Regions from separate parts of the Homo sapiens genome. Here region 2 is linked to region 1. Evidence: chromatin loops called from intact Hi-C (ENCODE). Cell type or tissue: dorsolateral prefrontal cortex. All regions are shown on one strand. Each heading gives the region's core, and the rest is flanking DNA. Links, peaks and the distances in the headings are about the cores only. Region 1 overlaps AGPAT3 (1-acylglycerol-3-phosphate O-acyltransferase 3). Region 2 holds the start of LOC124905034 (a long non-coding RNA gene).

What was found. Peaks named below come from ENCODE experiments on the same cell type or tissue, not always from the same donor. Only the 100,000 strongest peaks of a DNase experiment are listed, where the experiment ranks them.
Region 2: a loop joins it to region 1, with 5 times the contacts of the local background. A loop is called at or near these places in 15 of 110 quality-filtered maps.

Annotation. Positions count from the first base shown.
Region 1 is chr21:43,932,387-43,943,166 of GRCh38, reverse strand. The region is part of intron 2 of AGPAT3 (1-acylglycerol-3-phosphate O-acyltransferase 3); the gene reads right to left. Among named protein-coding and RNA genes, the nearest start is that of AGPAT3, 73 kb to the right of the region's middle. RefSeq lists a silencer at 2,234-2,405 and enhancers at 2,945-3,843, 4,087-4,486, 3,844-4,744, 5,023-5,072, 8,194-9,012 and 1 more. In dorsolateral prefrontal cortex, for the core only: CTCF peaks have their summits at 3,742 and 3,944 (motif pointing left); DNase peaks (open chromatin) are centred at 3,936 and 6,413; H3K4me3 peaks cover 1,495 bases; H3K27ac peaks cover 3,252 bases.
Region 2 is chr21:43,879,331-43,890,110 of GRCh38, reverse strand. All of the region lies in intron 1 of AGPAT3 (1-acylglycerol-3-phosphate O-acyltransferase 3), which reads right to left. LOC124905034 (a long non-coding RNA gene) reads right to left here and starts at 2,227. Exons shown (of 2, transcript XR_007067898.1): 1 at 1,522-2,227; 2 at 316-975. RefSeq lists silencers at 3,986-4,141, 10,031-10,215 and enhancers at 3,782-4,367, 7,307-7,893. In dorsolateral prefrontal cortex, for the core only: no CTCF peak of the experiment used is centred there; a DNase peak (open chromatin) is centred at 4,880; H3K4me3 peaks cover 526 bases; H3K27ac peaks cover 572 bases.

The DNA.
Region 1 (10,780 bases), core at 821-8,820:
GGAGACGGAGCTTGCAGTGAGCTGAGATCACTCCACTGCACTCCAGCCTGAGCGACAGAGCGAGACTCCATCCCGCCCCCCACCAAAAAAAAGAAAAAAAGAAAATGATGTCCCAGCATGACCATGCACCCTGGCCACCCAGCCCTGGGGAGCGGGCCTCCCTCCCTCTGCTGTGGAAATGCCAGATGAACAAGGCTCCGAGGCCTGTCTTCCTCCATCCCCAACAGGCAAGGGGCTCTGAGGGCTGCCAGGACGGCTTTTTCTCTGTATACAACACAGGTGACGGGAGACAGAACAGAGGTCCTGCCTTGTCTCCCTGAGCCCAGATGAGGCAATGGCACCGCCGTGCCACCCTCCTCCCGCCAAGTGAGCCACCGAAGGGGGCTAAAGACAAGACCCCACCTGACCACAGCAGCCCAGGGTGACCGCTGCACCCTAGGGTGACCGCGGGCAGGCGTGGCTGCAGGGCCAGGCACCCAGCTGCCACCTGTGGGGTTTTCTCAGCATTCGGAGCCCCTGCTGCCCATTAAGAACAGGTCTCTGAAGATGAACGAGAAGCTGCTCTTTTCATGTGGACCGAGCACAGAGGGTTCCTGGTCTAGAACCCCACGCTCAGAGAGTCACATACTGAACACCAGTGGCCACCGCAGGGGCGGGCGTCTCCAGGAAGAGCTGGCATTGTGGGCTCCCTGCTGTCCGTCGCCAGGTACCTGGGCACGTGTGGCGAATGCAGGGTAGGCAGAGGTGCTTCAGGAGCGCCTCGTGAAGGACGCCAGACTCCCAGGCTCCTGGTGAGTGGCCAGCCCGCCTTCCTGCTCTGGGAGGGAGCTGGCGAGGCCTCCCTGGACCCGTGGTGCCATCAATGCAGAATCGCTCCTATTACAGGCCTAGCACCCACCGTGACGCTCAACGTCTCTGTCCCCACAAAAAAACCAAGCCGCCTCTGTGGCCCTCCAGGTCAAACAGGATCAACAGGGACCTCACAAGCCCACAGGTTCCGGAAGCTCCCAGGTCGTACTGCAAGTGCCACTAAATGGCACCTGTGGGTACGCTGCCACGGCGCAGGCCACCACTTGAGGCCTCGAATTCCACAGCTAACTTACTGAAGACCTGAGGGCAAAGGAGAAATGCACATCCTTGGAAACGCTGTGGGTGAGGAGGTGGCACAGCCAGTCCCCTGCCACCTGGTCAGCAGGCTGAAGCTGAGAGGCTTGGCATAAGCCAATTACGAGCAGCTGCTCAGGCGCAATGCGGCACTCTTCCCAGACAGAGGCGCTCTTTTCCCAACACCTAATAGGTCTTTCATCATTTTGAGCATTTGTGAAACTGCATAGCTCAGCCACGAATCCCAGGAAATGATTTGATACCCTTTCTCCGCCCAGGCGCCAGGAACGGTCCGTGGAAGCTGCCAGAGTCGCCCGCTCGCTGGGGCCAGCCTGCCCTGTATACATGGCCCCCGTCACACTCGCGGTAGCCCCAGGTTGAGGATGAGTGAGCGGTTGCTCCTGGGGTTTTGGAACCCTCACCAATGACCGACCCCCTTGCTCAAACTCTCAGAGGCCCCAAATCCCAAGCTAATTTGTCTCCTAAATTCCACACTTAGGTTCTGTTTGTTTTTTAGAGATGGGGTCTCGCTCTGTTGCCCAGGCTGGAGTGCAGTGGCGTAATCACAGCTCACTGTGGCCTTGACCTCCTGAGCTCAAGGGATCCTCCTGCCTCAGCCTTAGGATTCTGTCTTTTGGCTCTGGGTAAACCTCTTTGTAAATAGTATTGATCGTTTTTACATAAACTGAGTCATGGGGAAGACTGGGCATCCTCCTGCCTGTGTCACCTGCAGTGACCCTCCCCGCTGTTAGCAATGGAAGTGCATTAATCGGATCTATAGAAGAGAAAGCTTCCAGATCAGAGAGAAGCAGCTCCTGGCCAAGTGTGCACCAAGAAAAACAAACACAGTCTAGCGTGGAACCTCCAGGGGAGCTGTGGTCTCTTCCTAGGAAATCACCTCGTTCTCCGGCTCTAGAAAATAAAGTTGGCACCCAGACTTGGGGTTTTTGGGTCCCCCCAGCTGCCCCCTGCACCACCTGGTACCATCATCACACACCCCATGGACAGAGGCTGGCACGCATCTTGTGCCCTTTGACCCTCTGCAGAAACAGCAGGCGGCATCAGTGTCCCGTTTTACCAACGAGCACTGGAGGCCTGGAGCACAAACACCCCATCTAATCCCAGCCCGGAGACACAGCGGGGTTGGGACCGAGTCTCTGAAATCCTAGGCCAGCGTGATCTGTGACACCTGCTGATTCTCGGCTTCTGCAGTAAGAGCCGGCACGGACTCTGGTCAAGGGCAGCTGGGAAATCGCCTGCGATCACCATAAACCAGCCCATCAGGCAATGGGTGTGACAGAGCAGCGCCACTTTGATGGTAACTACGCATTTTCTGCTCAGGGTGCAGATCACCATGTAAATCAGCCATCCTACAGCACCTGCCTTGGGGGGCAGTGGGAGTCTGTGCCCATACATCAGGCACTTGTCCGTCCCAGGACATGCCAGGCATCTACAAACACCGCCCAGATGGTATGAAACCGCTCAGCTCCTTCAGGAATGTTCTGAACAAAAACCCCTTTGCAGAAGGATGGGAGAGCTGCCCAAGGACCCCAGGAGGGATCAGAATGAGTTCCTGCCATCCCCTGCTTCCCTACCTCCCAGGAGTTCCCCTGCAAAGGGCTAGGCAGGGTTTGTTGACATGCAGAGAACGGTCCAGGGCTGGAAGAGGAGGGGAGCACACAGTAAAGGCCCCCAGGACTGCCCAGGCCCCCGGGCCCCGGCCTCACTCACCAGTAGAAGTAATAGGCCAAAGCCACCGCCAGCAGGGCCACACAGATCCCTGAGAAGAGGCAGGCCGGGTAGCTGCTCAGCATCTTCAGCCCTCGGTCCTGTGCTGCCTGAAGCCGGCGAGAAGGACCTGCGGGGAGCAGGTGTCAGCCTGGCCAAAGGGTGAGGAGCCGAGCTCAAGCGGAGGGATTAGGACCTGGCCTGAGCTGCCCAGGCTTGGCAGGGGCCGTTGCCACCCAGAGCATCTGCTCAGCAGGAAGTGGGTGCTGGGCACCCCCAGGGTGCCACCTGCGTGGCCAGCACTGTCCTTCTAGTCACAGAGACCAACTCAAGGGACCCCAGGAGCGCGCTGAAGCAGGACATACACACAGGTTCGTCCTCCTGCGCACAGCTGCGGGCTCTGCCGTCGGGGCACCGGCTAATCCAATAAGCAGCTTTTGGCCAGGAGCTGCTCACTGTAAACAGGCAGAGTCACAGGGCCAGCCAGGATGCAGGTCAACGAGCCCCACCCCAGCACAGACCCCTAGGACCAGGGACCTAAGAGTGCCCACATCTTCCTCCTCACAGCACCAGTGTGTCAAGGGGCCAGGTTGTGGGTGAGTTGGTGAGGTCTACCCTGTGCTCAGCCGTGGGCTAGCAAGATCCCTGAAAGGCCTCCAAGTGATAGGCAAACGTCCTGCATGTGGGGCATGGCTGTGGGCTCAACAGAGAACAGCCACCCAGCCTGCCGGACAGGCCAGGCGCCCGCGACACTCTCTCCAAACTGCAGCAAGGTTTGCTAAACGGTGGTGCTCCGGGTCCCATGTTCAGAGCTCCCACGCTGGAAGAGCTGTGGGGTGGGCCGCCTCTTATCCTCCAGAAGTCAGGCACGTCCCTCCATGTCACTCCAGCCTGAAACCTCTCAATCTGAAATGGAGTTCAAAGGCTAAACTAGGGAGATGAGATCAAAGGACCCAGGGACCAGAGCATCGCCCTGGGAAACCTCCTGGGGCGCGGGAGGCCCCCGACAACAACAGCGACGGGGGTGGGGTGTTATCAAGGGAGCGCCCGCTAGAGGCCCTCGACAGCACACGGGGACGGGGATGGGGTGTTCCTAAGGGAGCGCCCCCTGGAGGCCCGGCCAGTGCATTCTCGCTCAGGGTCACGGGGCCACAGTGGGATAAAGTGAAAGTCACTGCTCGTGCATCTCCCACGGCATCAGACACAACGAACCTGTCCCCAGCAGGGTTTGCCCAGGATGCTCCCCTAGCCTGGTCGCAGCCCCGTCCCAGCCCTGGTGCGGCCCCTGCGTGCTCTGTGGGAAACTGTGGACTGAGAGGTGGGAACCGCTCAGCTCAGTCCTGACATGCTCAGCCTTTACTTCTGTGAACCTGTGAACCTGGTGGAGGAGAGAGCGTGATGGGGCAGCCGCAGCCTTCCCAGGCCTGGGGGAGCCCCTCCTTCCCCCCACAAGGCTTCAGGTGACTGCATCCCCGGCCAACACATTGACCCCATGTGACTCCACGTGACACCCAGAATCGCCCGCTAAGCCACTCCTGGATTCCTGACCCTCCGCAGCTGTGTGAGATAATAGATGTCTGCTGTTTTCGCTGCTAAGTTTGTGGGTAACTCGTTACACAGCAATGTAACAAACACGGTAAGGCAACCAGGCAGATCAATATGAGGCGCACCATTTACTGGAAGTATTGGATGACTATTTATAGGGCTGGAGTTAGTGTCTGAACAAAATAGAAGATTTGCAGGCCGGGCACGGTGGCTCACACCTGTAATCCCAGCACTGTGGGAGGCCGAGGCTGGTGGATCACCTGAGGTCAGGAGTTTGAGACCAGCCTGGCCAACATGGTGAAACCCTGTCTCTATTAAAAATACAAAAAATTAGCATGCCTGTAATCCCAGCTTCTCAGGAGGCTGAGGCAGGAGAATCGCTTGAACTCGGGAGGCAGAGGTTACAGTGAGCACTCCAGCCTGGGCAACAAGAGCAAGACTCTGTCTCAAAAAAAAAAAAAAAAAAAAAAAAAGATTTGCAGATTCAAGAATTCTGACTTCTAATCCTCAGTACGTTCCTCAGTACGTTCCTTCTATCCCAATGAGCGATGTTAACTAACTTAGCTCTCTAGCGTAACATGCACATCATGGAACCAAGACATTCATTTAATCCTGTTAGCAGCCCAAGAAACCCAACAGTGAGTGTGAGTGTGTGTGTGTGTGTGTGTGTGTCTGTGTGTGTGTGAGAGAGAGAGAGAGAGAGAAAGTGGGGGAGAGAGGAGAAATGCAGCCCTCCCACCAGACAACAGCAAGCGTGTGAGCTGCTTCCTCCTCCCTCTGCAGCGAGGACCCAGACAACTTCCTTGGTCCAGCACTGTCTGCACAGTCACCCCAAAATATGCAAATATGACTGGCTGCCCACACAACCTCTGCCTGGCACTTCTTCTAACAAGAACCTGCCTGAGGTATAGAAGGCAATGGCTATGCAGAAGTCATCTGGTTTCATGGGATGCGTCCTAATGACTGCCTTAGAGATAGTTAATGAGAGAGAGAAAGGAGTCTTTTGGAGCTTCCAGAAAGGTTTCAGCCCCTGACAAAAGGTTGCAAAAAGAAATTTCCCTTTTCCTGTCCAGGCATGGTGGCTCACGCCTGTAATTCCAGCACTTTCGGAGGCAGGAGGATCACCTGAACACAGGAGTTCAAGGCTGCAGTGAGCCACGATTGCGCCACTGCACTTAAGCCTTAGTGACAGAGGGAGACCCTGTCTCCAGAAAAACAAAACAAAACAAAAAAAACTCCCTTTTCCTGACATCAGACTTATCTGTATCAAGTTGTGATGGCTGGTGCAGAGGCAGCCACGATGTCACCTCAAGGAGACAGGCCTGCAGTGGAAAGCAACCTAGAGGGTGGCCCAGAGGAGGAACAGATATAGTCAGGGGCCTTGCGCGCCTCCGCCAAGCCAAGCAAAGGCCAGCGTAGAGGAGCTGACCCCTGGGGCTTCCCACCTAGGTCAGCTCAAGGCAGATTCTGCTACTTTCAGCTCAATTCACCAGCGCCCCACCCAGTGGGCCTTTGGGACTCACACATATCTAGGGACCAACTTCTTATCTACATGCTTTGCATTTCCCAAAATCCAAAAGTCACTCATGGGTACCCCTGTGATAACAGCAAGCCTGAGTTTTCTCCAGGGCCACAGGAAGCCACAGGGTCAACGTTCCCCCACCCAGGAGTGCCAGCCCCACTCAGGTTTGCAGGCGGGGTGTTCTTTTATCTTAAAGCAAACATGGCTACCATTCAGAACAGTACGTGAATGGAGAATTCCTTTTAAAAACAAAACCAAAGATTTCTATTAGAGAAAAATACTTGGGGGAACCAGCATCCCAGGGACCCACAGCCTACTTCTAAATATGTCATTTTTTTAAGAGGAAAAAAGCTTGTTCACATCTTGAAGATTTTAACAAATTTTAGGGCAAGGAAACAGGCCGTGCAGTTGCAAATACACAGGGAAGCCCTTTTCGCTGAGGCACAGAGGCCTGGGAGCCGCTTTAGGCGGAGCTGACACGGGAGAGCCAGGCTGGCGCCAGGCATGGCTCCACTCAGAAGCACTAGGCCTCTGCGCCTCCATCCAAGAGCTGCGGTCGGGAAAAGGAAAGGATGTCTTGTTTTTGCCAAGGTATCTGAAGTCTCTGTGGGCAGCAGTCGGGTGAGCTTTTCGGCTGTGATAGAACAGAAGTATTATAGGGGCAGAGCTCATTCACGAGCAGGTCTTTCAACACAGGCATTACCGGCGTGCCACCTGATTCTCTCACTGTGTCTTCCTCTGCCGGAGAAATCCTTGTACATGAGGAGACAACTAAAACTTGCAGCTTTGACTCCCAGGCCATTCTTCCGGAGGGAGGCACTGTGGCCGTGTGCCAGGAGGGCAGAGGCACTGGCCCCACGGAGGACAGCAGTCTGCTCTCAGACAGACGAACGCTGCAGGTGCACCCACAGAAAAGTCCACAGCCCCCGGTAAACAATGCCGTGCTCGCCACTGCTAGGGGAGGCTGAGGAACCCGGCTGGGGTTGGAGGCCTGGTGCCAGCCTGGTGTGACGTCAGGCACAAGGGGCTGGGGCTGCATTGTCCTCCCCTCTCCCTGCTTTTGCTTCAGTCCTGGACTCTTTGGGCTGCAGAGCTGGGGTCCTGGCAGGTCACTTGACTTCTCTGGCCTTGGCTCCCCCTCTTTGAAGTGAGCAGATTGACCACCACGGCTGTCCCCAGGGGTGCCCGAGCTGCAGGTGTGGGGGCCAGGGCTGCGGCATGTGAGCCTTCCGTGTGACCCTGCAGTGGGGCCTAGGCCTTGCTTAGGAACAGCTGGGCGGGCTCCGCTACTGTTCTACACTCTGGCTTCCGACTCGAGCCGCCATCAGGGAAAAAGCCTGGCATGATCTGTTTGCTTAGCGCACCTGGAGAGCCAGGGCACTGCCCCAAGCCCCGAGCCCTGGCTGAGGCTTCTCCACTCCTTAATCTCCAGAGTAGCTGAGGTGCTGTGGGCCTGAGTCTGAGCTCCTCCGTGGCCGCCTGTGATGATGAAGCCAGGTTGTCCTTCCTGCCCCACGCCTGGGTCACTGCCTTTCTCGTGATAAGGAAAAAAAAAAATCCCTTCCTGGGAGAGTCGTTCCCTTTCCATGTCTGAATAACAGACTCCCCAAATGCCAGGCAGACCCAGCCCTGAGGCCCCAGAATGCCCCTACCGAGCAGTGAGCATCTGTGGGCCCGGCCTCAGGTCTCTCCGAGCTCCGCAGCAGCGCCGATGCCCAGTACTGCGTGCAGAGGCCGCCCTGCAGGCCGCTCCTGGACTTGACCTCTAAGGCCACTTCTCACTGTAAAAACTGTGGGGACATTGTGGGGCCTATGCTGGCCCTGCCCTCCTCCTGAACGGCTTCATGCCTGCCAGGGCCAGGCGCCTGGGGGCACTCCCAGCTGGGGACCCCGGCTCAGCCTCCCCGGGGCTGGAGAGAGGCGGGATCTGGGTGCTGCTACTGGAGGGTGCTGCCCCTGGGTCCCAGCTCTGACATTTGCTCTTGTGGTGTGTCCTGAGCCTGCCTCCTGCTCCCTCACCACGCAAGGCCACCACACGGCCCAGTGTGTGACACAACCGATGCCCGCACAGCAAAGCGTGCTAGCGCGGCACGGCACTTTGGTGACTTGGCTGAGCTCTCCAGAATTGCCAGGTGCTCCCCACTGCTTCCTCACGCTCTCAGGTGAGAAGCCCCCCCTGTCCAGCCTCCACACTGGTTCTGTGTGTGGCATGTGAGTGGTGTGGGTGGCGTGGGTGGTGGACGGCACATGGGTGGCATGGGTAGTAGCGTGGGTGGCGTAAGTGGCGTGGTGGCGTGTCAATGGCATGTGAGTGGCATGTGAGTGGCGTGGGTGACATGTGAGGGGCAGAGGTGGTGTGGGTGGCATGGGTGGCATGTGAGTGGCGTGGGTGGCGTGTCAATGGCATGTGAGTGGCATGTGAGTGGCGTCGGTGACGTGAGGGGTAGAGGTGGTGTGGGTGGCATGGGTGGCGTGTGAGTGGCGTGGGTGGCGTGATGTGATATGGCAGCACGTGGGTGGCATGGCGTGGCTTGCTTTGTGCTGTGGCTCCTCCACCATGGGCACGTGGCCTCCTCGTGCTCCCAGCTATCTGAATGTCATCCTGCTCACGACCAGGGCTTGAGCCCGCCCCTCCACAGGTTCCCGCTGTCCCCTCCTCCGCCCCATCACCATCGCACACCTCCTAGTCTTACCTTCTGGTTACCCCACGGGGCCTAAAGGAAACAGTTCTTTTCTTCCAGGTCCTTTCCCGTCTCTGACACCTAAGCCATGCTGCCTGTATAACATCCTAGTGGAGGCCCAGCCTCCTGACTCTACCAACGAGGTTGCGCTGCCACGCAGGCCAGGGCCAGGCAGCCGACGGCCTGGGGACTTGCGGAGCCTCTGTGGCCTCTTATGAAGTCACCATCTCTGAGCATGGGCACAGTGAAGGAAGACGAGGCCTGGAGGCCCCTCCTTCCGCCCTTGGGAGGTGGGGACAGGCACACCGCGGTGAGAGGGCTGGTGTGTGGGAGCTGGTCCTTGGGGGGCTGGCGTGCTCAGGGAGCTGGTTCTCAGGGGACTGGCATATGGGAGCTGGTGCTCGGCAGGGGAGCTGGTGCTCGGGGAGCTGGCGTGCCGGGCACCCATGTCTGCCTGTTCTCCAGCATCCAGGTCTCAAAACCTCATCACCCAAACTACCAAGGATGAGCAATGTAGGGCAGACACCTGCTCCACTGCCCCTGCCCTGGTACGGCATTCGGCAGCTGGCCATGACTGAGAAAGGAAGCGGCACACCAGGTGTGGCCAGTCCACACAGTGACAGCACATGGGGACCCCAGGCTGTTCCAGACCAAGGGCCTCCTCTCGTGCACCCACAGACCCCGTCCTGCTGCTCAGTTCTAACCCTCTGGCGTTTCCATGCCACTGTCCACTCTCCACGTGAGGCTCGTGGCAGGCGCGGGAGTGCCGTCCTCTGGCTCTTGCAGCTGGTGCTTGGGCCTGTGCTTGGATGGAGGCCGCCGGGGCCTCTGGGCATCTGGTATGCGGCGTCCTTCTCTCCTGACTCTCCCCTCACCTTTCCCCTGTGCTGCCCCTCCCACATTTGCTGCTACATGCCGAGACTACTGGAGCCTAACCCCAGTGCCAACCGCTTCCAAGCTGTGCCTCAGTTTCCTCAACCATAAAGAAAGAATAAAAACACATGGACGCCAGCAGGCTATGGAGAACCAAAGACCCCCGGGGCGCACTGAGAACAATGCTGGGCATGGAAAATGTCAAGAAGCAGCCAGGAGTATGATGACATCATCGATATTCCCAAACCTTTCCCCATGGAGAAAACAGATGGCAGAGCTTTAAAAAAGATACACGACAAAAGCAAACATAGACCACTGGGATTACGGCAAACTAAACAGCTTCTGCATGACAAAGGGAACGACAGGGTAAAGAGACGACCCGCAAGGGAGAGAAAACCCTGCAGACCACATGCCCGATGCAGGCCCAGCATCCACAGGGTAAAGGGGCTCAGACTCAATAGCAAGAAAGCAAACAGCAAAGGACCCGAACGGCTGTGCCTCAGAAGGAGCCACACCGACAGCCAGCAGGTTAACGAAGAGCTGTTCGGCATTATTAACCATCAGGGAGAAGCAAATCGAAGCCACAGGGAGGTGTCATTTCATGCCGTTCAGTTGGCTATTATCAAAAAGACGAATGTAACAGGTGTTGACGAGAACGCAGAGAAAAGGCACCTGGCACGCTGTGAGGGAGAGAGAGCGTCAATCAGTGTGGCCACTACACAAACCATCTGGAGGTGCCTCCAAAAGTCAAAAATGGAACTACTGGCCCAGGGCGGTGGCTCACACCTGTAATCCCAGCACTTTGGGAGGCCAAGGCGGGTGGATCACTTGAGGTCAGGAGTTCGAGACCAGTCTGGCCAACATGGTGAAACCCCATCTCTACTAAACATACAAAATTAGCCCGGCATGGTGGCGGGCGTCTGTAATCCCAGCTACTCGGGAGGCTGAAGCAAAAGAATCGCTTGAACCCAAGAGGCGGAGCTTGCAGTGAGCCGAGACCGTGCCATCGCACTCCAGCCTGGGCGACAGAGCAAGACTCCGTCTCAAGAAAACAAAAGGAACTACCATAAGGTCCGGCAATCCCACTTCTGGGTATGTATCTAAAGGAACTGAAATCAGTGTGTCAAATAGACACCGGCACGCCCATGTTCACTGCAGCATCACCCCCAACAGCCACACGATGGAGGCAGCCCAGGTGCCCACCAACAGACGAATGGATAGCGAGCGTGCGGTGCGTAACGCCGTGTTATTATTCAGCCATAAGGAAGAAGGAAGTCCTGTCACTGGCAACATCACAGACAAACGTGGTAGACCCGACACTAAGTGG
Region 2 (10,780 bases), core at 962-8,961, 53 kb after region 1:
ACTGCCAACACTGGGGATTACAATTCAACTGAGATTCAGACAGGGACACAGATCCAAAATGTCAGATTTTAGGGACACAGATCCAAAATGTCATATTTTAGGGACACAGATCCAAAATGTTAGATTTTAGGGACACGGATCCAAAATGTCAGATTTTAGGGACACAGATCCAAAATGTCATATTGTAGGAAATTGCAATGGCCACCCCATTTCAGCAACCACCTCCCTGAGTGCTCAGCAGCCATTCACGTCGAAGCAGACCCGTCTACTAGCAAAAAGACGAAGACTCACTGAAGGCTCAGATGATCATTAGCATTTTTTAGCAATCAAGTATTTTTTAATTAAGGCATGCACACTGTTTTTTTTAGACACAATGCTATTGCACACTTAACAGACTACAGTATAGCAGAAACATAACTTCTGATGAGATCAGGCACGTTCAGGGTGGCATGGCTGTACACAGCATAAACCTAACTTCTGTATGCACTGGGAAATCAAAAAATGTGTGTGCCTCACTTTATCGTGATATTTATTTTATTGCCGAAGTCCGGAACGGAACCCACAATATCACCAAGGTGTGCCTGTATTAGTTAACTAATCCAGTAATTTATGAAAAAGATCATGGCTAAATTGGGTTTATTCCAGGAATGCAGGGACTTTTTAACATGATATTAACAAATCAAAAGGGGAAAGCCACAAGTTCACTGTAACTGGCAACATCCAATCATGATTGTGATTAAAAACAAAAACCAGAACCTCCTGGCAAATGCGAAATGGAGGGGAATTTTCTCAACTTGATAAAAAACATTAAAAAAAAAAAAAAACCCACAACAACCACTTCACTTAGCAGTGTAACAAGGAAGGTTTCCCTTTGGTGAGGACCCTCTGTCGCCAACATGCCTTCATCACCTCAGTCCCATGCTTGTTGGAGATGCCAGCACAGGACGACAAGAAAAGTCAATAGAAATCTAAGGACTGAAAAGGAAAACAAATCTGTTGTTATTCACAGATGACATGACTGTGCACTTCAAAATCTAAAAGTTAAAGAAATAAATGTTTAAAAATCTGAAATAATGTACAGATAAGATTTTTAAAATCAATAAGAAACTTTGTTTTTTTTTTGAGACAAGTTCTCACTCTATTGCTCAGGCTGGAGTGCAATGACACAATCTAAGCTCACTGCAACCTCCGCCTTCCGGGTTCAAGCCATCCTCCCACCTCAGCCTCCTGAGTAGCTGGTATTACAGGCGCATGCCACCATGCCTGGCTAATTTTTATATTTTCAGTAGAGATGGGGTTTCACCATGTTGGCCAAGCTGGTTTCGAACTCCTGACCTCATGATCCGCTCGCCTTGGCCTCCCAAAGTGCTGGGATTACAGGCGTGAAGCACCTCGCCCGGCCCATGTTCTGTTTAATGTTTTCCTGGTACTTCATATTTTGGATGCTACTGTAACTGGTATTTAAATAATTCATTTTCTACCTGTTTGTTGCTGATATATAAGAATATTGATTGACCTTACCATTTATCTAGCTACCCTGCTAAGGTTTCTTTCTTTTTTTCTTCAACTTTTATTTTAAGTTCCGGGGTACATGTGCAGGATGTGCAGGTCTGTTCCACAGGTAAACGTGTGCCACGGTGGTTTGCTGCATAGACCATCCCATCACCTAGGCATTAAGCCCAGCATACATTAGCTTTCATATATATATATATCCTACACAAAAACAATTCCAGGTGGAGTAAAGCCTTACAAATGTTAAAAAGTAAAACCAAGCTGGGTGCAGTGATGCAAGCCTGTCATTCCAACATTTTGGAAGGCTGAGACAGGAGGATTGCTTGAGCCCAGGAATTCGAGACCAGCCTGGGCAATATACTGAGACCCCATCTCTACAAAAAAATTAAAAATTAGCTGGGTGTGGTGGTGTGCACCTGTAGTGCCAGCTACTTGGAGGCTGAGGTGGAAGGATCGTTTGAGCCTGGGAGGTTGAGGCTGCAGGGAGCTGCGACTGTGCCACTGCACTCCAATACAGGTGAAAGAGTGAGACTCTGTCTCAAAAATAAACAAACAAAAAACTAAAACACGATGTTTTCTCCAACTTTTTAAATGAAAAGTTTGTATAGAGAAGTTGAATTAATAGTACAACAAGAACGTGTATATGGGCCGGGCGTGGTGGCTCATGCCTGTCATCCCAGCACTGTGGGAGGCTGAGGCAGGAGTTCACTTGAGCTCAGGAGTTTGAGACCAGCCTGGCCAACATGGCGAAACCCAGTCTCTACTAAAAATACAAAAGTCAGTGGGTGTGATGGCGGGCGCCTATAGTCCCAGCTACTTGGGAGGCTGAGGCAGGAGAATCACTTGAGTCTGAGAGGTGGAGGTTGCGGTGAGCTAAGATCACGCCACTACACTCCAGCCTGCGTGACAGAGCGAAACTCTGTCTCTAAATAAATAAATAAATAAACTCTGTATACAACTACCTATATTAGAATTAACATTTGAGGAGAGCGCAGTTGTGTGTGTGTGTGTGCGTGTGCGCACGCTTTTATTCCTCAACCACCTGAGCATTACTTCCAGACATCATAGCACTTTATACCCAAATATTTCAGTGTGTCTCTGCTAAGAGTAAGGCCTTCTTCATCATCACAATAAAATTAGCACACTAAGAAAATTAACCCTTAGTCCCTGATATCATCTATTAGTCAACCTACATTTGCATTTCCCCAGCTGTCCCAGAAACACTGAGATAGTTGCTGTTTCAACCTGGACTCTAATCCAGGTTCCTAGGCTGCATTTGGTTGTTTCTTTGGGGTCTTTTCATCCAGAACAGAGGGTGGCGACTGCTTCTGGGCAGGAAGATGGTGAATATTTCAGGCTTGGGGCCATTGCAGCTCAACAGTGGCCACAGGCACCAAGAAGGCAATGGAGTGACAGCCAGTACTACTTCACCTGCAAAAACAGAGAAGGAGCTGGGCCTTGACCTGGTTAGCAGGGCTGCTTTGGAGTACCCACGTTTAGCCAGTTCCTGCACTATGAAATCTCCAGCAAACCACTGTTGGTGGGAATGTGAGTTAGTACAACCACTATTGAGAGCAGTTTGGAGGTTCCTCAGAAAACTAAAAATACAGCCACCATGTGACCCAGCTATCTAACTCTTAGGTATATACCCAAAAGAAAGGAAATCAGTATATCAGAGATACCTGCACTTCCATGTTCATTTAGCACTGTTCATAAGAACCAAGATTTGGAGGCAACCCACATGTCCATCAAGAGACGGATGGATAAAGAAAATGTGGTTCTTATACACAATGGAGTATTATTCAGCCATAAAAAAGAATGAGGTTCTGTCATTTGCAACAACATGGATGGAACTGGAGCTCATTATATTAAGTGCAATAAGCCAGGCACAGAAAGACAAGCATAACATGTTCCCACTTATTTGTGGGATGTAAAAATCAAAACAACTGAACTCATGAAGACAGAGAAGGCTGGGAAGGATATGGGGGTAGAGGGAGGTTAATGGGTATAAAAATTAGTTAGAAAGAATGAATAAGGCCTAGTATTTGGCCAGGTGTGATGGCTCATGCTTGTAATCCCAGTACTTTTGGAGGCTGAGTCGGGTGGATCACTTGAGGTCAGGAGTTCGAGACCAGCCTGGCCAACAGGGTGAAACCATCTTTACTAAAAATACAAAAAATAGCCAGGCATGATAGCATATGGCTGTAATCCCAGCTATTCGGGAGACTGAGGCATGAGAATCACTTGAACCCGGGAGGCAGAGGTTGCAGTGAGCCGAGACCACGCCACTGCACTCCAGCCTGGGCAACAGAGCAAGACTCCATCTTTAAAAAAAATTTTTTTAATAAAAAAAGATCTAGTATAAAGACCTAATATTTGATAGCACAGCAGGGGGACTGCCAGGAGGAGCAGAGGTGATATTGGTGACTCCCTCCCCTAACCATCAGCTCCAAGCCCTGCAAGTTTCCATGCCAGGCACCCCCATGCTCAGCCACCAGTCTCTGGCCGCAGGTGCTGCGTCCACCCAGCTGTGCCCTTTGCAGGCTTCGGCTTCCTATGGCATCACGATTGCCATGTCGCTGCCCCGGCTTTGCAAAAACCCCTGCCTGTATTTGGAGCCCCTGACCGGGCAACCTTCCCTCCTGTCAGCTGCTGCCAAGGAACCCCCTTGCCAGCACTGGCCCGCTCCTCAGTGCTCCTGAAAACACTGCTTACCCATCCCTGAGCCACGGTGCCCTCACCCACAGGAGCCCTGCGCACCTGCGCACCTGCACACCTTCACCTGTGGCTCCCCTCGCCTGTGCCACAAACCCCGGCCGTATACTCCAGGCTTCCACAGGGCTGGGCCTGGGGCCACAGAGTCATCAAACAACAGGCCCTTTTCTTCCTCCAAATCAGCTTATATAAGAAACTGGCACTGGGCACGGTGGCTTATGCCTGTAATCTCTGTACTTTGGGAGGCCAAGGCGGGTGGATCACTTGAGGTCAGGAGTTTGAGACCAGCCTGATTTTTAGTAGACCATCTCTACTAAAAATACAAAAATTAGCCAGGCATGGTGGCGTGTGCCTGTAATCACAGCTACCTGTGAGGCTGAGACAGGAGAATTGCTTGAACCCGGGAGGTGGAGGTTGCAGTGAGCTGAGATCATGCCATTGCACTCTAGCATGGGTGACAGAGCAAGACTCTGTCTCAAAAAAAAAAAAAAAGAAAAAAGAAAAACTGGCAATCATAAGTAGAAAAAAAATTGTAATTGAAAGTTATTTGTTCAAGAACTGGAGACCAACTAGGAACACACGAAGCAGAGAAGTGAGTCTCCGCGTCTGCATCAATGACGCAAAAGCAGCTGTGCAGGGAACCCGTCTGGCCCAGGCCCAGGCCTCCTGCACCCAGCGTCTGCGAGCTCCATGCTACCAGAGGGGCTGCAGTTGGCTGAGGGAGGTGGGGATGCCATTTGAGGTCTAGCCGCAGGGTGAGGGGAGCACGGCCGGCCAGTGTACACAGGTCAGGGGCCAGGTTCCCGGCCTTGCTCAGCACCGCACGTCACTGCATTGAAGCACATCTTTAGTAAAACCAGCTCTTCCCTTAAAGAGAATGCCACGGGGCATGAGTATGATGCTTTTGACAAAAAACAAAGGCATCACTGTTAACTCCGATCTATCCCATGTGAGGTGGGAGAAGGGAGAGAGCAGAGACAAGGAGACAATTACACAAGCAGCAGCCCAACGTGTGCTTTGCAATATGCTGACCTGGCTTGCCCCACACCCAAGGGCAGACCCACAGATAGCCCTGCCTCTGCATCCACCACCAGAGCACCCAGTACCCAGCACCAGGCCACCCAGCACCCAGCACCAGGCCACCCAGCATCCAGCACCAGACCACCCAGCACCCAGCATCAGGCCACCCAGCACCAGGCCACCCAGCATCCAGCACCAGGCCACCCCAGCATCCAGTGCCTGGGCACCCAACGTCCAGCACCAGGGCACCCCAGCATTCAGCACCACAGCACCCCTGCATCCAGCACCAGGGCACCCCAGCCTCACCCACCCCAGGCCTCTGAAGGAGCAGGAGGCTGGGCCCCATGTCCCGCAATAGCACAGCCAGCTGGGCGAGACCACAGGCAGCACTGGAAGGGACTGTGCGGCTCTTTCGGATTAGGAAAGGGCCATGCTCCGCACAGCAGAAAACAGGGACGAGGTCGAAGAGGCAGCACAGAAAGCCCAGAGTCACTCCCCACCCACCATCGGAAACCAGTGAGCTCATTAGAAACCGCTTATCTATGAGGCCAAATGCCCTCAGCAGGAGAGAAGGAGGAGGGGGAAGGAGGAGGGGGAAGGAGGGGGAAGGAGGGGGAAGCGGGTGGGGAAGAGGAGAGGAGGAAGAGATCAAAGGGCGTGGTGGAGCTACACTTTCGACAGGCCTCCAGCACTGGGGACTATCTGGGAACGTCCAGGAAGGCCTGCGAGCTGAGACTGGGTGACTCATCTCTGGTGACAGAGGTAACCACCTGGCCAGAGGCACCTCTTTAAAGAGACAGATTCTTACACCCATCACAAACAGACCAGAACACTGGCCAGGCGTGGTGGCTCACACCTGTAATCCCAGCACTTTGGGAGGCTGAGGCAAGCGGATTACTTGAGCTCAGGAGTTCAAGACCAGCCCGACCAACATGGAGAAACCCCGTCTCTCTACTAAAAATACAAAATTAGCTAGGCACAGTGGCTCTCACCTGTAATCCCAGCACTTTGGGAGGCCAAGGCAGGTGGATTGCCTGAGGTCAGAAGTTTGAGACCAGCCTGGCCAACATGGCAAAACCCCATCTCTACTAAAAATACAAAAATTAGCCAGGTGTGGCAGTGGGCACCTGTAACCTCAGCTACTTGGGTGCCTGAGGCAGGAGAATCGCTTGAACCCAAGAGGCAGAGGCTGCAGTGAGCCGAGATTATACCACTGTACTCCAGCCTGGGCAACAGAGCGAAACTCCATCTCCAAAACAAAAAACAAAACAAAACAAAAAAACGGAATACTGACCAGAAGAAAATACCCAGGCTTGCTATTCCTTATTGAGGACACTCTGGGGAAAAACTCAAGGACTGGCCAGGCTGAGTGACAAGGAACAGAAATGGCTCCCGGGGCCCAGGGCCCCGGCCATGTCATCTGCAGGGATTTTCCCCATCTTATTTATGCAAGGGGCTCCTACTTGTAAACTGGAGAGAAAATGTTGTCCAAGAGGCTCAGAACCGGTGTCGGAGGCTCAGCGAGGACAGGCCCTCTCCCTGGGGTCCCAGAGTGGGCAGGAGGCCACAGCACCATGGACTCTGGGCTCCTCTGGCTGATCACGGAGGTCCAGGCCATGAGGCCCTTGAGGCTCAAGGAGAAGGGTGTCTGAGGCAGGTCAGTCTCACGGTAGCCACAGAGCATGCGCAGTGGAGTGACCCGGGCAGGAGGCTCCCCAGGCCAGCACCCCAGCCAGGAAGGGAAGGAGCAACTCTGTGTGTATCACAGCTTCACAGTCTCCAGCAATTCAGCATTTGCCCGCTTAAGTTTCTAGGTGCTGATAATTCACAAATAAAGGAGAAGAAAGCTTGCTCTCTCCTGCCTTCCAGGCCTGCGTGGAGGTGTGGGCCTGGTGTTGGGGCTGACCAGGAATCCTGCATCTCATGGGTGGCCCCACAGGACAAGTGAGCGGCTATGACACTGGACACTGCTTGGTGGCCAGCAGTTGCCCCAGGCCCCTGAGGATGGAGACAACAGGCAGAGCTGGGCAGCTACCTCCTTAAGCCCCACCCAGGGGCACCACCCCCCAAGACCAGGGCACCCGTGGCTGGAGGAGACCCAAGCAAGGGCCCTCTGACCCAGTTGAGTCTCACGGGATGTGACTGCTCGCTGCCCTAGATGTTTATGGAGGGGTGTTTGCTGTTGCAGTGATGGAAGGCACTGCTGGTTCTTAGAGGGGGGCTGAAATGCAGCCTTCATGGGTCTTACCAGACACCTGCCCTCCGGGCTCACATCTGACTCCAACTGTGATGCAAACGCCATGTATGTTGGTTTCATAGACACTGGATTTTCCAGGAATGAAACCTCCGATAACACACACCTGAGGGAGGAAGAGGAAGCCTGCTTTGGCCAACCCCGGCAAGGGACTGAGTCTACCCCCACCACCCTCTCACTGCAGCTTGAGCCAACAGGGACCACTTCATCTCCCAGTGCAAACGCGTGCAAGAGTTTCCAGATGGAAATACGTGTCAATCTGAAATCCTGAGTGCAATCTACGAAACCTATTTCCATACTGCACAAGAGACATCACAATGCTTTATTAATAACACAGAGCACTAATAACACATTTGCCAGACCCTGCTCTAAGCATTTTCCTGCATTACCTCCATTATGCAAAGGAGATGTGGGGCCCGGCAGGGCGGGGAATGACAGGCTGAGACTGACCACTCCCTCAGCCCTGGGCACAGGGCCCCCAGATGAGGGACTCACCCAAGGGACAAGGGTCTGCCCCTGCAGTGGCTTAGACCCTGGACCACGCCAACATGGCAAACACACGTGAGCTGCAAATGCCGGCCTGTGTGCAACTTTACATTGCTAGAGGCCACATTCAAAAGTAAAAAGAAATTGGCAAAAAAATGTTTTTAATAGGCCGTGCATGGTGGCTCACGCCTGTAATCCCAGCACTTTGGGAGGCTGAGGCAGGTGGATCACCTGAGGTCAGGAGTTCGAGACCAGCCTGACCAATATGATGAAACCCCCGTCTCTATTAAAAATACAAAAATTAGCCGGGCGTGGTGGCATGCACCTGTAATCCCAGCTACTCAGGAGGCTGAGACAGGAGAATGGCTTGAACTCAGGAGGCAGAGGTTGCAGTGGGCCAAGACTGTGCCATTGCACTCCAGCCTGGGCGACAGAGCAAAACTCCATCTAAAAAAAAAAATTAATAATACATTTTATTTAACCCAGTATATCCAAAATATTATCATTTCTACGTGTAACCAATATAGAAGAATATGAATGAGATCACTTACATTCTCTTTCATATCAAGCCTCTGAGATCGGCGTGCATTTCACACCACAAACACATCTCAGTTCCCACCAGCCATGTTTCCAGCATGCCTCTGTGGGCTGCATGGCTCATGCCGTCTGCCCCAGACAGCACAGGCTGAGGTATGACACGTTCTCTGAGGGCGACATCCTTCCCACCTCCCTTTTCTGTCTGCATGTTAAGAATTTTAGCAGTTTTCAGCTTCACCAACCCTTTGCCTTCTAAAGTATTTATAGTGGTTAATTTCTCCACTTGAGGCAGGTGCAGGGGTTCAATACTTTATGTATGTGTTTTCATATAAAGCATTTCTTAATTTAAGAAAAAATTGACCCACTCCCCAAAATACAATGTAATCACAAGGCACAAAATAAAAATTATGACACAGTTATTAAATACTTTCAGTTTTCTTTTTCTTCCACAAAACTTGGAAGGAAGAAAAAACTGATCCCTTTCTGGAAATAAATACATAATAAGTGACAAAGTAAAAACAATTAGTAATTACTATCACTTTCTTCTCAATTTTCTTTTTTTCCAAAAAAAGTTCTTACATTTGTTCTCATTCATTCTCTCTCATTTTCTCTCTCTTCCCCCTCCCTGGCATTAAGAATGACCAACTTGTAATCAAACCACCAGCCTGAAAACAAATCTTCCTTGCTACGAACAGTTAACATATTGCCACCTGTCACGTGTCCAATTCACCACCATGTCAAACACAGTCGACTGGAAATGTCCAGGGACCATCACTCAGCAATAAGCCGCCTGCCCACTTAATGCCAGTGAGCAGGAGACGTCCAGCGCCTGTCTCTAGACGTGTCCTTGTTTCCACTTTGGGGAGATATATGTGAGTGGAAATAACAAGGGTAATTGGCAAAATCATTGTGAAATGAATCTGTCCTACCATAAATGTGACTGCAAATTTTGAAGTTGATTTGCAAAAGGCCACAGACATAGCTGTGACCCATCCCACACTCAGTGGCAATACCACTGGGAAAAGGGTAGCTACTGTCTCTGAGTCATCAGAATCCCTGCCAGTAAAGCTGGACAGCCACCAGCACTCAAGATCAAAGCTGAGCTCCTGGCAGTAGAGACCTGCAGAGCACCTTTCCCATCTTCCTGCCAGTGACTTACAAAGGCAGCCCTCGCATACCTGAGGAAGTGGCACCAGAACAAGACAAGAACAGGCTGACCAGGAGCCCCACCCCGCCCCTGCAGATGCCTCTCCAGTGTGTTCCACAGGAACAGTGGCTGCCCCTGCCGCTCCCAGATCTCGGGCTCTAGGGGACAACAGTTGCTGCCCTCAGCTGTGCTGAGCCATGAAGTGATTCAGCAGCAGGGAAATCGGACGCTGGTCCAGGAACACAGCACCAGCCTGGGAGGCCACAGACAAACATCAATTTCATGGGTGCAAAAGGCCAGTGCCAACTGATGTCGAAGCTCAAGTCCACACCCTGAGTTTCCACAGTGCTCCTAAGATGCCTGGGGACGCAAGGGATGCAGGGCTGCGTCCTCCGCCCCGGAGTCATGCTGCCCTGTTCTTCAAGAATAAACAGTAACAGAGACGGGCAGAACCCACGTCTTCTCAGTTCCACCCCAGGAGCATAGGGAGAGGCCCACATGCCAGGATGCGGGGACACGGGAGCTCACGGGAAGCAAGAGTACCAGGTGCCCAGAGGTCCTAAGGCCAGCTCAGGACAAAGGCGCAGAGCTCAGGCTGTCGCTTCTAGATTGCTCTGCTTTTCAACGTGGTGCTCATTGATTGCAGTCACTCTTCCCTAAGTGCCATCATCCCCGGGCGGCCCAGCCAGGACTCAGAGTGCAGACAGCCACACACAACATGGCCGCCCTGACACGCACACAGCGCAGCAGGTCCACGTGCCACTGTGCCATTGACAAGGCATTTTCACATGTGCAGCCTCACAAACTGCTGAAGGAGAACAGACAAGGAGACAGGTGCACAGCCGAGAGCAGAGAAGGAAACTTGCCTGGGCCACACCCCCACGACCCAGCCTCCAAGCCCACGGCCACCCAGCACTTCCCACCGAGAAAGACCAGACTCCTCCTCCAGCACAGCCAGACACCCGCGGTCCCTTTTCACAGCTGAAATAAAATACTGTACAGCATCAATTGTGCTTTATACGGTATTCACAGGAGATGAAGCTTTACTCAGTCTTAGCATGTTGGATTTTTTTTTTTTTTTTTTTTTTTTTTGAGATAGAGTCTCACTC